3 separate regions of the Homo sapiens genome follow, and regions 1 and 2 are each linked to region 3. The links are chromatin loops, found by intact Hi-C in ENCODE. Cell type or tissue: endothelial cell of umbilical vein. All regions are shown on one strand.

What was found. Peaks named below come from ENCODE experiments on the same cell type or tissue, not always from the same donor. Only the 100,000 strongest peaks of a DNase experiment are listed, where the experiment ranks them.
Region 1: it touches region 3 in a loop (5-fold over the local background); 1 of 110 quality-filtered maps calls a loop at or near these places.
Region 2: a loop joins it to region 3, with 8 times the contacts of the local background. A loop is called at or near these places in 1 of 110 quality-filtered maps.

What each region holds. Positions count from the first base shown.
Region 1 is chr5:109,864,417-109,866,916 of GRCh38, forward strand. MAN2A1 (mannosidase alpha class 2A member 1) reads left to right here. Exons shown (of 22, transcript NM_002372.4): 21 at 620-730; 22 at 2,430-2,500. Among named protein-coding and RNA genes, the nearest start is that of LINC01848, 18 kb to the right of the region's middle. In endothelial cell of umbilical vein, no CTCF peak of the experiment used is centred here; DNase peaks (open chromatin) are centred at 1,405 and 1,875; H3K27ac peaks cover 2,147 bases.
Region 2 is chr5:109,655,536-109,658,035 of GRCh38, forward strand. No RefSeq gene overlaps it. Among named protein-coding and RNA genes, the nearest start is that of MAN2A1, 33 kb to the right of the region's middle. In endothelial cell of umbilical vein, no CTCF peak of the experiment used is centred here; a DNase peak (open chromatin) is centred at 1,486; H3K27ac peaks cover 1,323 bases.
Region 3 is chr5:109,758,439-109,760,938 of GRCh38, forward strand. The region is part of intron 5 of MAN2A1 (mannosidase alpha class 2A member 1); the gene reads left to right. Among named protein-coding and RNA genes, the nearest start is that of MAN2A1-DT, 69 kb to the left of the region's middle. In endothelial cell of umbilical vein, no CTCF peak of the experiment used is centred here; a DNase peak (open chromatin) is centred at 1,073; H3K27ac peaks cover 1,272 bases.

The DNA of each region.
Region 1 (2,500 bases), 110 kb after region 3:
TGCCTATCAACAATAGCTTCTGCAGTATCAATTTAAATGATACATCAAGCTGGTAAATGTGAGCTGGCCTACCAAGTGAAAGCATAACTAAATTTAAATAGCTCTGATATAAAAATAATGAATCAGTACATCAAAGATTAAGAATGCAGTTAGCAAAAATTAATGTTCAATAAAGAAGCATGTGTGACTTTTAAGTTAGATGGTATGTCATTCAATGACCAGATAAGGACTAAGTTCAGGTGCAGTTTATTCAACTGATGTGTGTGTTTGAAAAATAAGACGAAAACATAATGCTTTATTTGAATAAACTTTAATAAAACAATATATAATGTATGGACATAAGGAAACCTAAGTCCTCGGGGATTATAGGGGAAACCAAGGCATGAGGTTACCTAACAAGGAACCTTAGAACATAATCTTACCTGGCTCAGTACAAGTAGGAGAGAATGGTAGCAGGTGAATGGGCAGTGAGCATGGACCTGAGGAGAAATGAATTTGCCTAACTTTCTTGCTAAATAAATGTGCTTTTGGATGCTGACATCGAGAGAGTGGTGTGTGAAGTACCATAAATATTTGCTTTATTGTCTGCGCGGTGTGACTGCATTCTGCTCATTTGCAGGTGGGCAATGGGCACTCCAATGAGGCAGCCTTGATCCTCCACAGAAAAGGGTTTGATTGTCGGTTCTCTAGCAAAGGCACAGGGCTGTTTTGTTCTACTACTCAGGGAAAGGTAAGTTGAAAAGGTTATTTTTGCTTACTGTTAGTGTGCTTTGAAATCCTCTTTCTGCAAAGGATCTTGACAATAAGATCATGTTTCATTGCTTCTTTACTGTCTCAGTTTCATCAGTCTGCAAATTAGTTTGAATCTCCCCATCTGAAAAATGCACTTTCTCAAAACTTCAGCCTCCTTTCCTTGTTGACATCAAAAGGCATAGCTGGAATTTATGCACATTTGAAGGCAATGCTCTTGTTATTTCCTAGGCCTTCTATTTCCAGCCTACAAAGTGCCTTGCTCCCAGTCCCCCAGTTTTCTCCTCCCCTGAACCACACATGCTCACATATCATCTAGTTCAGCATTGGTAAACCTAAGTCCTACAGAGGCCAAGGCAAGTTTATAATAACTGAAGCTTATAGAGGTAGCCATAAAGAAGCAACTGGGAAAATTGAGACTGTAGGCTAGTGGGATAATCCACCCACAGCCCAGGAGGCAGCTGTACGTAGCGCCAATCAGTTGTTTTCCCTTGGGAAATAAATGTAGGTCTTGGTCTTCTGATTAATGCAGATTTGCATATGAGTCAACACACCGTGCAGGCCAAACAGATCCTCAGTCTGAACACAGCTTGCTGGCTGCCTATTGTTTATTTCTCTTCAAGTTGGTCTTTCTGGCAGTTCCATCAAGCCTGTCCTTGAAAGGAAACAAACCTCCAATCTCCTGCCTCTGTCACTGAAAGGGCCATGACTCAGAGAAGGCAGCTGGGCTGATTTAGGTACACAGGCAGGTCTGCCTCACCAGGCAGCTCAGCTGACCCAGCTTTCCTCCAAAACCTCATAAATAATGCTGTAGACCAGACTCAAGTGATTCAGTTCCAACCCTACAAATTAGCATGTGTGTGGGGTCCAAAAAGATAAGAAAAATGTGGTAGGAGCCCTGAACCTACTTAGATAGATTAGCTTCTACATTTCTTTTACCCTACCCTGCTTGGAGCTGGTGCCAAGAAAGCACTGATATTTTTATTACTTTTTTATTATACTGTATTTGCACTCTATTGTATTGTTGATGATCTAAGTTTACTTGGTTCTGAGCATTCTGACATTAAGGCCTTGAGTCATAAGGGGGTTATACGATCCAGAGAGACAGATAACATGGCAGCGGTGAGGGAAATACTTTCCAAATGACCTGTCCACCTCTATAGACTGGGACTCAATGACATAATGATCCCTCCTTGTAGTGAGCCTGTGTGCTCTCTCTTAACTCTGTTGGAACAGGAAAAAGTGGTTGAGGACTACCATTGTTAGGGGTAAGTATTGACTAAAAGAGAATGAGGATGTTTTTAAAGCTTCTTGGCCATTGGAGGTCCTTTCTTTTATTGAAAAAGCCCCTGTGCATGATAAAATTCTCAAGCAATACAAAAAGGAATGCAGAATATGTTGCTCATGACCATTACTGGTTTCCTGTTCCCTTCCAAGCGTAGTCTGTATGTTCAAGCATGTATATATGTATATTTAATTCACCCTTTTTTCTGTAAAAGAGAACTTATATATGTATATTTAATAACATATATGTATATTTAATCCACCCTTTTTTCCTCAAAAGAGAACTTCAACATACTGTTTTATTCCTTCTCATACTAATTTTCACAGAATATGTAGTTGTGCTGCTAATCTTCAAAGTTGATCTAAATATGTAAATTTTATCATTTACTTTTCAGATATTGGTACAGAAACTTTTAAACAAGTTTATTGTCGAAAGTCTCACACCTTCATCACTATCCTTGATGCA
Region 2 (2,500 bases), 100 kb before region 3:
GGAATAAACATCAGACAATAAAGTTATATCTTGCATGTTTAATTGCTTGCATGTTTACCAAAATCACTCTTTTCATAACAATGAAATTCTTGCTCTTCTCCCTTATGAGTGTTTCCAAAGCAGTTTTAATTGTGACAAGGCAATCAAACAATGTCCTAAGTTCCTCGTTCTATTTTCCCTACCTTAATGCTTTTCTGGGTTTGATTCCTTCATACTCCCTGGTATATTTCCATGCAGATGATCTTATGTTTGGAAGCACAAAACAAGGCAAGGCTTTTGCCTTTAGACATGCTGTTGCTGCCAGAATCCCCTGTGAGCTCCCTTTTCCATTGTTTCCAAGCATAATAACAGGATCACCCAAGGGTCTTTATTAAAGCATTGGGGCCAAGATTGTACCACCAAAAACAGCCCTCTGGACTCACTTTTTTATACAATCTGGCTCCTCTATAACAAGCTTTCAGGTTATGTCGGTGATATGACTCACAAAGGGAAAGAATCTTCTGGCCTCCTGATGCACTGTCTTCCCAGAGTTAACTGATGTGCAGTGTGAATCCAGTGTTTCAGCATACATAACATAAAATGAAAAGGATTATATATAGTGAGCATTGCCAAACTGTACTGTCTGAGTAAGTGCAGGCCAACATACCCTTTAAAGGTAATTTGAACAATTATTTCCATTTCTGCTACATCTCCGAATTTCCCCTATCCTTATAGAATTCAGCCTGCAAATTGAAGGTCAAAGAATGTTCATCTCTGAATTTTATGGCATCTAAGTTTAAAAAACTGCACCCGTTCATCAAACTTTAGACCAAAAATCTATGTGTACTACCCTGTGTAAATTAAACCTCATTTTAGAAATGGGGTGAGGTGTTGATGGGGAGGAATGCCCAAAGATCAAGTAATTCAGAACCTCTTGGTGGTGGGGCCTGGATATGGGTATATTTTCAAAACTCTCCAGGTGACTCTAATACACAATTGGCAGGAATACCCTATGATAAAGGAAAATTGAGAGTGGTTTAGGTTCAGGGTTTGGGCACTCCTGCAATATCTGGACGTATCTATGTCTCCTAGCACTGAACTCCTACCATCAACCTCAATTAGTATGCTACAGAAACTTCAGTAATGCCATTGCCTTTTAAGCTGGTTGCCACCCTTCTGACCCTTTCCATCTAGACCATCTAGAAATTTTATTAGGTATGCTTTTGTGAAGGGTATTTATGAAGTGGCAATGACCCCAGACTCTCTCCTCCTTTCATGGCCAGAATAAACATTGGCCTTACTATAAAAAGAAATGCATGAAAAAACTGAGCTTACTCAGGGAGTAAAATTATTATTTGAATTACAGCAAAACAAGTTTGACTCTTTTTCTTGCCTTGCTTCTCTTTTCGTGTCGCCATGGGAGCACTTCCACATGACACATTTAGACCTAAGAAGGAACTGCCAGTTTCACACAAGAAGGAATGAACATGTTCACCGCAAACCACAGGAAGCATGACTGGCAGCTTCCTGGGCCAACCCAGAAATGTGGCTTGCACCAGGAATGATGGAATAGATTGTATCTCTTCCTTCTGTCATGCTTTTGTACTCTACTGGCAGAATTTTTTTTTGAAAAATGACATTCTTTATCCCATGTCCTTGATCAGAATGTTCCAGTAGAACTGCCGGTTGCAGAAAAAACTGTAATCTTCACAGTTCACCACTAAATGGTCTTACTCCTCGAGCCCAAAGCTACTAGTTCTAGCCTGATTTTCCACTACTTGTCTGCACTATTTCTTGCTGTTCCTCAAGTGAGTTCTTCTCTCTCCCACCCCACTTCTTTCCCTGTGCCTTATTCCTGGAATACCTTCTCTCCAAACCTCACTTCTCTTTCCAGCCTTGGTGTCCCCGACCACATCAGCATAGGCCTTCTCCTTTCCTGAAAGTTTGAGCCTGTATTCCTGCCAGACTGAGCATGAGCTTTGGACTCAGAGAGATCCACTTTAAAATCCTATGACCTTCAGGAAGTTCTTTCATTTTTTATCTTTAAAAAAAGGGGATGATAATAATACTCCTGGGGGTGGATTGCTGTAAGAATTATATGAGATCACATGTGAATGCACTTAGATGATCAATACATATTTGCCTTCCCTTTACCACTCAAATAGCATTGCTTTCTACTGTGGGTTTTTGAAAGCACATCTTACTGTCTCTATCAAAGCCTAGGGTCCTTGAAAGCAAGGGTTTTTTTTTTTTTTAAAAAATAACTTCTTTGAATACTCTCTAACACTAAGAAGAGTGCCTTGCATGTAGAAAGTACTCCACAAATATTTTTGATGGCTGAATAAATAAATAAATGAATTTTCTGGCTCTCTGTTGGATAAAAGATAATGGCATGGAGGGGGATATGATGGAGAGAGCCAGTTTACTTAAAATATAGTGCCTTGACAAAATGTTGTAACAATTAGCATCAATGATAATTATGGAAAACATATTAAATAACTTATCCGGTTATATACTAACC
Region 3 (2,500 bases):
GTGATTTACAAATTTATTTTCTCATTCTGTGGTTTTTTCACTTTCTTGAAGGTGTCTTTTAGTGCACAAGTTTTAATTTTGAGGAAGTTTTTCTTCTGTTGCTTGTGCTTTTGATGCCATAGTAAGAAACTGTTGTTTAATCCTGAATTATAAAGATGTACTACTGTCTTTAAACTAGTTTTATGGTTTTAGCTCTTACATTTATGTCAGTGATTAAATTAACTAAATATTATATTTAGTTAATATTATATAGTTAATATATAATAGTTAATATAACTATTAATATAATTGTTATATTAACTAAAATATTAATTTTTAGTTAATATTTGTATATGATGTGAGGTAGAGTTTCATATTTATTTTTTTTGCATGTTGATACCCAGTTATTCCAATGCCACTTATTGGAAAAGATGATTCTTTCCTCACTGAATTGTCCTGGCACACTTGTTAACAGTTAGTTAACCATAATTATGAGAGTTTATTCCTGGACTCTCAGTTCTGTTTCCTTGACTTATATTTATGCCAGTACCGTACTGTCTTGATTACTATAGCTTGTATAAGCTTGACATTGGGAAGTCTGAGTTCTGCAACTTCCGTTCTTTTTTTAAACTTGTTTTTTCCATGTGAATTTTAGGCCAGTTTATCAATTTCTGCAAAAATATCAGCTAGAATTTTGCTAGTGGTTGTATTAAATCTGTAGGTCAATCTGGGGGAATATTGCCGTTTTAACAATGTCACATCTTCTGATATAGCAACATGGGATGGCTTTCCATTTAAGTAGATCATCGTTAATTTCTTTCAACAGTGTTTTATAGCTTTCAGTGTAAAAGTCCTGTACTTTTTTTGTTAAATATGTTCCTAGGCATTTTGTTTGTTTTACTGCCATTATAAATGGGATTGTTTTCTTAATTTCATTTTAGGATTATTCATTGCTAGTATGTAGAAATACAATTGATTTTTGTTAGTGATCTTATATCCTGTCACCAGCATGAAGTTTTTGGGATTCATTCTTGTTGTGTATGTTGGTAATCCATTTCCTTTTATTATTAATCCAGTTTCCTGTTGAACATTTGGGTTGCTTTCAGTTTTGAGCTATGGTGAATCATACTGTGATAAACATTTGTGCACAGGTCTTTTTATGGGCATATGTTTTCCTTCTCTTGGAGTGAAATGTTTACTAGCACTAGAATTGCTGGGCTATAGGATAAGTTTATGTTGCAGCTTATGTGAACTTTGAAAGAGTTTTCCAAAGTGGTGGTGCTATTTTATATTCCACCAACAACGAATTAGAGTTCTGATTGTTCCACATTTTTGCCAGTGTTTGCTGTGTGAGTCTTTTTTCTTAGAACCATGCTAGTGGGTATATAGTGATATTTCACTGTTATTTTAACATGCATTTCTATGATGACTAATGATGCTGAGTATGTTTTGTTGTGCTTATTGGCCAGTGGTATACCCTATTTTCAAGTTTCTAAGTCTTTTACCCATTCTTTTTATTTGAATTGTTGCTATATATATATATATATAGATAGATAGATAGATAGATAGATAGATAGATAGATAGATACTTTAAGTTCTGGGATACATGTGCAGAACATGCAGGTTTGTTACATAGGTTTACAACATGCCATAGTGGTTTGCTGCACCCATCAACCTGTCATCTATGTTAGGTATTTCTCCTAATGCTATCCCTTCCCTAGCCTCCCAGCCCCTGACGCCCCTGTGTGTCGTGTTCCCCTCTCTGTGTCCATGTGTTCTCATTGTTCGACTCCCACTTATGAGTGAGAACATGCGGTGTTTGGTTTTCTGTTCCTGTGTTAGTTTGCTGAGAATGATGGTTTCCAGCTTCATTCATATCCCTGCAAAGACATGAACTCATCCTTTTTATGGCTGCATAATATTCCATGGTGTATATGTGCCATATTTTCTTTATCCAGTTTATCATTGATGGGCATTTGGGTTGGTTCCAAGTCTTTGCTACTGTGAATAGTGCTGCAATAAACATACATGTGCATGTGTCTTTATGGTTGAATGATTTATAATCCTTTGGGTATATACCCAGTAATGGGATTGCTGTGTCAAATGGTATTTCTGGTTCTAGGTACTTGAGGAATCACCACACCGTCTTCCACAATGGTTGATTTATACTCCCACCAACAATGTAAAAGCATTCCTATTTCTCCACATCCTGTCCCGCATCTGTTGTTTCCTCACTTTTTAATGATCGCTTTTCTAACTGGGGTGAGATGGTATCTCATTGTGGTTTTGATTTGTATTTCTCTAATGACCAGTGATGATGAGCTTTTTTTCACGTTTGTTGGCTGCATAAATGTCTTCTTTTGAGAAGTGTCTGTTCATATCTTTCGCCCACTTTTTGGTGATATCCCCTTTATCATTTTTTATTGTGTCTATTTGATTCTTTTCTCTTTTATTCTTTATTAGTCTTACTAGCTATACTAGTAAAGGGTTGTTGCCTTTTTTAAAATTTGTAGATATTCTT